Linked DNA regions of Homo sapiens: region 1 is linked to region 2. Evidence: chromatin loops called from intact Hi-C (ENCODE). Cell type or tissue: GM12878. All regions are shown on one strand. Each heading gives the region's core, and the rest is flanking DNA. Links, peaks and the distances in the headings are about the cores only. Region 1 overlaps DAPK2 (death associated protein kinase 2). Region 2 has its middle 20 kb from the start of MIR422A.

Evidence for each region. A loop is a pair of places that touch in the nucleus more often than their neighbours do. Peaks named below come from ENCODE experiments on the same cell type or tissue, not always from the same donor. Only the 100,000 strongest peaks of a DNase experiment are listed, where the experiment ranks them.
Region 1: a loop joins it to region 2, with 4 times the contacts of the local background. A loop is called at or near these places in 3 of 110 quality-filtered maps.

Annotation. Positions count from the first base shown.
Region 1 is chr15:63,983,888-63,989,263 of GRCh38, forward strand. All of the region lies in intron 2 of DAPK2 (death associated protein kinase 2), which reads right to left. Among named protein-coding and RNA genes, the nearest start is that of DAPK2, 60 kb to the right of the region's middle. RefSeq lists an enhancer at 1,553-2,054. In GM12878, for the core only: a CTCF peak has its summit at 2,920; a DNase peak (open chromatin) is centred at 3,154; H3K4me3 peaks cover 328 bases; H3K27ac peaks cover 3,346 bases.
Region 2 is chr15:63,887,920-63,893,295 of GRCh38, forward strand. No RefSeq gene overlaps it. Among named protein-coding and RNA genes, the nearest start is that of MIR422A, 20 kb to the left of the region's middle. RefSeq lists enhancers at 3,373-3,462, 5,032-5,261 and a silencer at 4,811-5,105. In GM12878, for the core only: CTCF peaks have their summits at 3,267 (motif pointing left) and 3,968; DNase peaks (open chromatin) are centred at 3,292, 5,122 and 5,172; H3K4me3 peaks cover 112 bases; H3K27ac peaks cover 2,666 bases.

The DNA of each region.
Region 1 (5,376 bases), core at 299-5,298, 96 kb after region 2:
TCCCCACCTGATGACAACCTGTGGATGAGATGGGGCAGGGACTGGGCTTCCCTTCTGTCCATTCCTTCTATGAGGAATGAATGTTAGTATTCTTAGTCCCAGTGTACAGAGGTGAGCACTGAGGCCCAGAAAGGTTATTGATCAGGATGACATAGCCTTGTCATTGCAAAATCTCAGCTAGAACCCAAGTCTAGGACCCACCAGATGAAATCACAATGTCCATAAGCAGACTGGGCTGGTGGGGATCCAGGTTTGGGTAGAGTTTGGAGAGGAGGCAGCCTAACAAGGTTAATCATCATAGTGGGGGAGCATCACAGTCAGAGGACTTGGTATAAACAGAGAGTTGTACAATTAGGAAACTGAGGCATAAGGATAGGTCATGTGACTCGCCTGAGGTCATCGCAGAGTTAATGGCAAAGCCAAGCCTCAAAGTCAGATACCCAACCGGCTGTCCACAAAGCCTCTGAGATAGTTAGAGCAGTCTAGACCATTATTATTCCCCTTCAGGCACTAGTACCCAGGGCTGGGCTCAGAAACCCATTACTCCAGGGACAGAGACAGCAAGCATGAAATGGAGTCCATGGCAGAGTGGCAGGCAGCCCTGAGCCAGCTTCCCTGAGTGCTCCAGGGGCCCTCCCCACAGGGAAGGGCACCAACCACCTGCTTCTGCACCTCAGTTCAGTGACCAGCAGGAGCAGATCTAAGTCCTCAGAGACTTCCCAGTGACCATCTTGCCCGGGGGTCCTCCCGTCCCCTTACTGCCATTTGCCATCATTGCCCCATGTTTTCTTGCCACCCAAAATACCCACTGCTTGAGTAACTCAGAAAGTTTTCTGGTTCAGCTTAATGGCTCAATAAGGGGCCAGCAGACTCCAGACTTAAGAGGTACACTCTTAGTGGCTCTGGGTTAAAAGCTACATACAGGGAAATGCCTGGGATATTTGCCCCAAATGCAGAAAATAGCAAAATAGCACTGCATCTGAACCACTCCATCATTAGCATCATCCTCAGTGAGACAGTCTTCAAAATACCCGGAGTGGCAATAACAACAACAAAGTCAAGTTCAGCAAGCAACAGATACATAGGCCAACACTTAGGTAGCATTCTATGGCAGCCACTTCAGAGACGTTCCCAAACACAAACTCATGCATCTCTCCATTGCCTTAATCTCCATTCAATCAACACTGTCTGGGCATCCAGTCTGTGCCAGGATCTGTGCTAGGCACTACGGGGCAGGGACCAAAGGCACAGACAACAGGTACAGATGGAGCTCTAGGGAAAGAGAAGATCCTGGGGGCTGGACTGGGCAGAGAAGGCTTTGTGGAGCCAAATTTATCTTACATCGTCCACTGACTCTAAATTTTTAGCTATTTCAGTTCCAAATATTGGCTCTGAGCTGTGCACACACTAAGGGCTGACGCAGGTGGAGTGGAGCCAGGCCTCCCAGAGCCAGAGTGAACACATTCAGTGTGAACTCTAACACATATGGTCTCTTGGAGCCACTCTGGGCCTCGAGGACAGCGGGTGCCTTGGTAGGTGCCAACAAACACTTGACCGAGCTTCCAGGCCCGGGTGGCTCTGAGTCTCAGTGTCAAGGCAGCCACACGCCTCTCCTCTCCGACACCTCAAGCAGCCGCTGGCAGGGCCTGGCATTTCAGAGTCCCTGTGACCTTGTCACAGAAGCCCTGAGTTCCTACTTGACCTGTGGGGAAAGCAAAGCTTAAGGGTGGTAAGGGATACACTTAGGTTTACAGAGCACATAGGCAGTGGCGCAGGGCTTGGCTTGGCATCCAAATCCCCCAGCTCCCAGCCCTGCACTGTGTTGACAGCCTTAGGACTTGTGAAACGGCAGAAGGGCTTTTGTAAACTAGAGCTAAACATTTCAGGCCATGTTGACGTTGTTTCCCCTTCCTCTTATGAGGGAAACAGTGGCATTTTTTTTCTATATCACATGCCTGAAAAATTCCTCAAACTCTCAAAAAGCAAATGAGTGTTTGCTTTTCCTGCCTGAGTTTTCTCTTTGCGAGACAGCTGTGGCAATGAGTGGTGACCGGGGCAGGCCCACTGCACAGGCATCTTTCCCTCCCCAAAAGGAGGTATTTTGAGAGTGGGTGACTACGATGGCGCCAAATACCACACACCACCACTCGTCTCACCTGTCTTCACTCAGGCACAGCCCTCTGCTCAACCTGTAGAGGGGAGCCTCAGAGGGAGCCAAGGCTGCTGGCTGGTGTCCCCCACTCCTTGGGCTGTTTCCAGAAGAGCAGAGAACACCCTCCACCAGACCCAGCCCCCAGGCTTCAAGATCAGACAGGCCTGGCCTCAGAGACTTATGCTTTCACCTGCTCTGAACATAGATTTGCTCATCTGTCAAATGGGAATCAGGGTTCCCTGCTAGAGAATTGTGAAGACTGGAAATATTTGTAATGTTGGCCCGTGGTACTCAAAAGTGGTTCATGTGAAGGCTGAGCAAGAGACATCCAGAGACATAAGTCACTGATTCAAATGGTCTGGAATGTGAAACCAAGGAATTGGTTTAATTTTATTTATTTTTAGAGATGGGGTCTGGCTCTGCTGCCCCGGCTGGAGGGCAGTGGTGTGATCATAACTCACTGCAGCCTCAAACTCCTGGGCTCAAGCAATCCTCCCAACCTCAGCCTCCCGAGTAGCTGGGACCACAGGTGCCTGCCACACCACCCAGCTTCAGTTTAATTTTAAAAGCACCACCCTACCCCGCCAATGATTCCCACGCACAGCCAGATGTGAAAATAGCTCTATTCCGAGCAAGTAGCCAACTCTTTAAATCCTAGAGCAGTGGTTCTCAACCCAGGCCACACATTGATATTGCCTGGGGAATTTTAAAACTCCTAGTGTTTAAGTCTCACCCTGAGAGATTCTGATCTCCTGGGTCTGGGCCTGAAGATGGGGCTATTTAAAAGCCCGCTGGGTAACTGACATGCAGCCAGGGCTGACTTACAACAGCTTTCTGATTATCTCCATTTCACAAATGAAGAAACTATACCACTGTTACTCATACTAGTTCCTCATTTTCAGTATTACACTTCCCCATAGTTCTCTGATCTGATCATTTCAGGAAAGGAGTAAAGAAAGGGAATCAGAGGGGAGGGGTTGTCTCTCCCATCAGCATGATTTTTGCTTGAGGGGTTCACCAGTCTAACTGCTGTGTTATGAATATGCAAATCAAGGCAGAAGATTACTCTAGCTTTCGGAGGATAACAGGAGTGAAAATTTGCAGTCAGGCACTCCCTGGCCACTGTACTCAGCAGATGCACAAAAGCAGAACCTGAGGTGGCTCTAGTATGCCCATCAGAGGGCCCAGCCAACCCAAGGGCAGGTGACAGCAACAGGCCTTTTTCTGCACACAGAAGGCTCTGCAGCCAGAAGTTGAGGTCCCACAGTGCAGAAGTCGCCAGCTAGGCTACAGGGATGATGGGTGGGAGGCGAGGGTCTGTCTACTTTAGGACAGAGCCACCCAGAATGTCATCCAGGGAGGGAGCAGAAGGGAGCAATTCAACCTCTAATGAAAGTCATTGCTAACACTAAATCAAAAATGATGGGAATACTGGAATCTGGTATACATATGCAAAGCACACATATTCCAGTATCTCTGCCCCCCATAGCAACAATCAATACCTATGCATGGTCTACTGCAGCACGGGGCTGGTAGGAGGCCCGATTCCTCGTCCTAATCTGCTATCAAAGTTTCATGGGCTTGACAGGGAGCTGCCTTTTCAGTTCATGTTTCTCCATCTGCCATCCCAGGTCTCATCTTAGAAAGCTTCCTGTCAGACAGCTCCAAAGAGCCTGGGACAACTCTAAACAGGAATGAAGCCCTTTCTCTTCACTCTCCAAATTCCTAACTCTGGGCTGGTGTCAGGAGACTGGGAGTCTAGTCAGAGCCCTACCACTAACGAGCCAGGACCCTGGGCAGCCTGTTCAACTCCCCAGGCCTCAGTTTCCTTCTTTGTCACATGGGGATGATAATACCTGCCCTGCCCACTTCCCAGGGTTGTTTGGGAAATCATGAGGTAATGTCTGAGATAGGACTTTACCATCCAGCCTTGCAGAAGAGCATGAGGTGTGGGTGGGTGGGAACTCTGTGCCTGAGACTGGCTTGCAAAAGTCACGTAGGATGGTTTCGTGAGGGACAGTAAATCCTCAAGATACAGAAAACACCCCGCTTCTGCCAGCACACTCTCCTGCAATTCTGTCAGGAACACACCCCTCTTCCCAGGCAGAGGACTCAGCTCCTCACTCACTCAGCACCTGGGAGGACAAGTGGGCTGTGTCAAGATCAGTGTCACTGGCAGATGGGCCTCATTTCCAAACTTGTCAGGCCCCCAGGTGCCACCTCATAAGGGCTCTCTAGTTGTCTGCCCAGGACTCACATTAAAAGGGGTATACCTAGAACAGCTTCTCAGTGCTCAGAAATGTCCCCAACCTCAGCTCTTAAGGTTCATGGAGGAGCCTGGCTTAATCCCCACCCCCCAAAGTCTTCACTGTCAAGGGTAAATAAACAGGGCATGAACCAAATGTCACACCACGGGATCAATTTTGTATAGCAATGTGAACATTACAACATTTACATCCAGCTTTTCCTTTTTTTTTTTTTTTGAGCTGGAGTCTCGCTCTGTTGCCCAGGATGGAGTACGGTGGCGCAATCTCGGCTCACTGCAAGCTCCACCTCCTGGGTTTAAGTGATTCTCCTGCCTCAGCCTCCTGAGTAGCTTGGATTACAGGCACCGCGACCATGGATGGCTAATTTTTTTCTATTTTTAGTAGAGACGGGATTTCACCATGTTGGCCAGGCTGGTCTTGAACTCCTGACCTCAAGTGATCTGCCTGCCTCAGCCTCCCAAAGTGCTGGGATTACAGGCATGAGCCACCGCGCCCGGCCAGCTTTTTTCTTAATGAGCTAACTTCATATTCATTCTCTTTTTCAATATTTGCAAGTATCATTTTTAGTTCCATTTCACAGATAAGAAAACTGGAGAGGTATGGTGGCTCACACCTGTCATCCCAGTGCTTTGGGAGGCTGAGGCAGGGGGATCACTTGAGGCCTGGAGTATGAGACCAGCCTAGCCAATATGGTGAAACCCTGTCTCTACTAAAAATACAAAAATTAGCCAGGCATGGTGGTGCAAGCCTGTAATCCCAGCTACTTGGGAGGCTGAGGTATGAAAATCACTTGAACTCAGGAGGCAGAGGTACCAGTGAGCCGAGATCATGCCACTGCACTGCTGCACTGCAGCCTGGGTGACAGGGTGAGACTTTGTCTCCAAAAAAAAAAAAAAAAAAAAAAGCCAGGCAAGGTGGCACAACCTGCAGTCCCAGCTACTCAGGATGCTGAGGTGG
Region 2 (5,376 bases), core at 211-5,210:
CTGAAGTCCTTCCTCCTGACCCTACCCCTGACCACACGATGCCTCGAGGGATGCAGATGCTCCGAGGAGCCCCAACCAACATGTGCAGGCCCACACGTACATGCACAGAACCCAGGACTAATGCCAACAATGGAGACCCTTCTCAGTCTGCTTAAAACTCTGAAATCTTATATTTATAGAATACTATCTTTATTTGATTATGTTTTGTTTTAGATTTTAACTTGCAACGTTTGTTTATCCAGGGCTTTTTTTCTGTCTCTCTTTCTCAAAGATGGCCAATGTTGGTTGGCCATTAGTCAAGTACTGTGCCCATGCTGGGCAAACTAGGCTCCTTTGTCATGCTGTGTGGGGAGAATGGGTGTGGAGCTGGCACTTTCCCTATTCCTGCCCAGCCTCAGCCTGGCCCTGGGGACATCTGCCCAGCAGGCCTATGTGGCTGGATCACATGGGTCCCACTACAGTTCACTGCCCTCCAGTCCATGATGAGGTCAATTGCTCAGATTGTCCCCAGGGCTGACTGAGTGGAAAGGTGACTCCTGACAGGGCAGGCCTCCAGGGTTAGTCTCTATGAGATATGAGTCCCCACTTGCCCCAGAACATCAGCCTCATTGAGAGCTGCTGCAAATGGCCATCTTCCTTTAGGGCTAAGCATCATCCCCTCCCTGCAGGGCCTCACGAGGATGAAGGCGCTGCAAGAGGACTCTTGGATGGAAGTGACTTGTTGGGAGAGCCCATGAGCTCTCCAGAAAGGACTCCCAGCCTGCAGAAATGTTCTTTCTGTACACATATGACACATGCACTTATACTCACCACCTCTCCTGTGGACACACCTCCACAGTGTGCCCCTGTGAATCCCAACCCACACTTTAATCCACCTTCTGCCACCATCTCCACATCAGTGGTCTAGAGCTGGCGGCAATGGAGAAAAACACACCCACTGTACAGAGAAGATGCCTGAAGTGGAGGGACAAGAGACCTGCCCAAGGTTACATGGATGTATGCAGAGCCAGAGTGGGTGCTCAGGCAGCTGTGGTGTGGTGGAAGCACATCACCTGATCTCCTCTCCCCAGCTGTGTGACCTGGGGCAGGTCACTTAACTTCTCTGAGCCTAGAGTCTGCATCTGTGAGACGATAACACCCACTTCAGAGGGCTTCCGTGAGGATCCAGGGAGTCATGTGATACAAGCACCTCCTTACAAGCTATAAAGATGGTGAGAGCTAGTGGACAGTCAGAATTCTGGCCTTTTCCCTTCTTTTGAAAGTTCAGCTGCAAGTTGTATTGGGATATAGGTTGCACATACTTTTTTTTTTCCTGTTATATCTTTTAACATTTCATGGTATTGTTTATATATAGAAGTTTGTGATTTGAATGTTGTTAAATTTATTCATCTTTTCCTTTAAGGTTTTTTGTTTTTGTGTCTTGCCAAAGGTTATAAGTGAGGAACATTAAAAAAAAAAAAAGACAAATTCCCCAGACAAATCACAGAAAATAGAAAAAGATCTTGAAAATATTTTTAAAAACTCACATAATAAGAGGAATGCTAAGATGCCATTTCACATTATCAGATTAACGGAAGTTGTAAAGTTTGCTAACACACTGTGTTGGTGAAACTGATGAGGAACAAGCACTCTTGTTCTTTGCTGGTAGATGTATACACTTGTAGAACTCTGATCAAGAGCAATTTGGCTGTATTTGTAAAAATTAAAAACACACATACCATTTGATCTATAAGACCACATCTAGGAATTTATCCTCAGATATTACAGATGTATGAAATGACATATGCACAAGGTTATTCATTATAGCATTGTTTATAACAGCAAAGGAAACAACCATCATTAGGGAACTGGTTAAAATATGTTTCATCCATGCAATGAACCACTATACATTTGTAACAAAGAATAAGGAAGCTTTTCTGAACTGATATGGAAAAAATATCTCTATACCCTTAAGTGAAAAAAGCAAAGTGCAGGACAGTGTGTATAATAAGCAATTGTCTTACCCCGTGAGGCGCACTGTGGCAACCAGACCTCTGGGTTGTGGAATCAGGTCCTACAGGTCACCGTGGTTGGGGGACAGTGGCAGTTGCTGCCCCCATCTCAAGAAGGCTTGAGCAGCCGGCAGTTTGGCATCATTCTACAGCAGGAGGTTAAGGGCCCCCCTCCCAGAGTGGCGATCATTAAAGCCAAGGCTCCCAAAGGTCAAGCTGCAGAGCAACACCTGGAAAGAATCTGCCACAGCCTTCAGAAGCATCATGCTATGTTGACTTCTATATAGTCAGATAAGCAGGATCACTTGAAAGCTGAATGGGATCAGCCTAATGACCAAAGGTATTGAGACAGCCTTGTGCAAGCAAAAATTAAGAATGCCATGCAAGCGTTTATCATTAACACTGAAGGACAAAACACATGAGGCACACAAACCTGGCGCCTCAGACTGTGAAACATTCCTAAAACCATAATTGGAGATTGCCTAATCAAAAATCAAGTGAATTTGTCAAGTAAGGGTTATGGCTAGGATATTCATATTCCTACCAAATCAATAGCTATTGCTTGTTAATATTTTTTGTTTTATCTATGTTTTGATGGAAAGCAAATGAATATATTGTTCATATTTTGTTACTTTGGTTAAAATCTATTTTGCTTCTTTTGTTGAATATAAAATTGACCCTTGAACAATAAGGATTTTTTGTTTTGTTTTGTTTTGTTTTTTTTAAAGACAGGGTTTTGCTTTGTTGCCCAGGCTGCAGTGCAATGGCGTGATCTCAGCTCACTGCAGCCTCCCCTTCCTGGCCTCCTGGGTTCAAGCGATTCTCATGCCTCAGCCTCCCAAATAGCTGGGACTACAGGTGTGCACCACCACACTAGCTAATTTTTGCATTTTTAGTAGGACAGAGTTTCACTGTGTTGGCCAGGCTGGTCTCGAACTCTTGACCTCATGTGACCTACCTGCCTCAGCCTCCCAAACCGCTGGGTTTACAGGTATGAGCCGCGGCACCTAGGCTTATATACCTTTTTATACTTTAAATTTTTTGAGCCATGTGAATATTTTACCAATGCAGAAAATTAACACTATTTTAAAATAATAACAGTTTCCCAGAATCCAATCCAAAATATCAAACCAGACACTCTGGGCCCATATATTTTTTTAAAAGTTTCCTAGGAATCTCTCAGGGGAATCCTGGCCTGTCATGGAAGATCGCTAAGAACCTACTGAGCCTTAGATCCAGCAGTCAAGGTCCCAGCCCTTGCAGCGCCACCTGGTGGCCTTAGTTACCAAGCATCCCTCAGAAAAATGTGTGTGGATGGCCAGTGAATGCAGACCAGGACAAAGAGTAACATGGCACTGTGTCCACAGGCTGGGTGGGGCTGGCCCCAGCGGACCCAACATCGACCTCCAGGACTGGCTGTGTCGGTCCTGAGGGAAACGAGGCAGAGGGCCTAAAGTTCTACAGCCTCTGTCCCAAGGAGCCACCCAGAGGCAGCCTGCAAGAGCACATACCTTGGGCCTCTGTCCCAAGGAGCCACCCAGAGGCAGCCTGCAAGAGCACATACCTTTGGACCTGAGTTCAAACCCCGGCTCCACCAACTACTAGCCTCGTTATCTCATGCAGCATAACTTCTCAGGTCCTCTGTTTTCTCATCTGCAAAATGGAGACAAGTATAAGTCTGTAGACACATCTAGTATAATGCCTATGCTCAATAGGAACTTGATTAATGCTCATTCTCTTCCCTTTTGTTACTTCTAGATAGCTTTACTCCCTGGCCCTAAAGAGCCTAGCTGGGCTCATGGGAGCTTCCTGTGGCCTGGGAGGGTTCAAGCATTGGAGAGACTGAGGAAGAAGAAATCCATATGCTTCTTGTCTTTCTAAACCCTCTCCCTCCTCCTTGCCCCTTCTTTAGCTAGCAAGGAATACATTTCAGGCCTGGCTGAGGTGGGGAGGCAGTTCAGGAAGTGGCTGCAGTTCCCACAAGCAGAGTCAGATGGGGTTCCAGTCCTGTGCTATAGGCCTGGGTGCTCCATCAATCAATCGAGTCTTTTGGCCTGGGAGCAAGGCCCAGTCCCTGCCCTCCCTCGGGGAGTGCATTATACTCAGGGAGAGCCGAATAGAACACAAATCACAGTGAATGTGCAGGGGACTAAGGGGACTCAGAGGCACTGATGAAGTTACTAAATTGACCATCTGCTCTTTCAGGTTGTGACACTATTTCTAGAAGCTCCTGATAAAAATGCAACTAGGAGCCCATGAATCCCTCACCCTTTAGTTCAGACTAGCATCTCTGCTTCCCTCCTAGGTCTTCTGGAAGATGGCAGAACCCAAGAGAGATGAGACATTATAAAAACGTAGACAAGACATTGAAACATTTTTGTTCGAAGCTGTAGAAAGGAATGTTCAGACGACAGAGCAGAGCACTCCTAGAAGGGGTGACTGCTAGGTTCCAGACCCCCTGGCAGTGGGAAGACACCAGCCTGGCCAGAAGAGAGCCTCCCAAAGGGAAACTGGGGGATACTGAGATCACCTGGGTCACAATTCTGCTCTTTGTACCCATGTCAGCAGAGGACCTCCAAGAAGTCAGATGCTGGGAGAACAGAGTCCTAACCTTAGGCATTACCCGATTCACAGGTGAGGAAACTGAGGACCAGCAAGGGGAGGTGCTTGCCTCAGTCCCATGTGAGTTAATGGATGACCCTGACCTGGACTTCAGGTCTCCCGAGCCCTATTGCATGGTGCAAAGCACTCAGTCTTTGGAGCCAGGTAGAACTGAATTTGAACCCAAAGTCCCCTGCTACTTTGCTAGCCATTTAGTTTTAGAAAAGTCATCTACCTCTCTGAGCCTTGGTTTCCTGCCTTTGTAAAACAGACCAGAGCTCTTGCTCAGGAGTGTTGTCAGGACTAAAGATAATATGTGCAAGCCACCCGGCACATGGTAAGTGGGGATGCTACGATTATTGCTTCTCCTACGCAAACCACACCAGCCACAGACAGGCAGGAAGAGGGCTGGCTGCTGCAGCTCTCAGGCACAGCAGCTTTGCACTTGGTGGTGGTCATGGTAGGGGCATGGGGTTCTGGTTGAAGGAGTCAGATGTGTGGAAAGTAGAATGTGCCTTGTGGCTGGGTAGTGAGGCTTCTTCACTAACTCCAGAGTTGCAGAGTATGCAGGCCGTGGGAGCCACACACCCAGCCCATGGCATGCAGAAGCAAGAGGCATGACCCCTTATTCATATGAAGGGCCCTACCGATCACATGCTTTGCAGTCGCCAGAGTGGTTGCCAGGGGCAGAACCACTATAGGGGATCTTCCTTCCTCTTTTGCTCCAGGCTCCTCACTTACATGTCTATTTTTACCCTGTACTGTATGCTGTCAATAAGAAGCA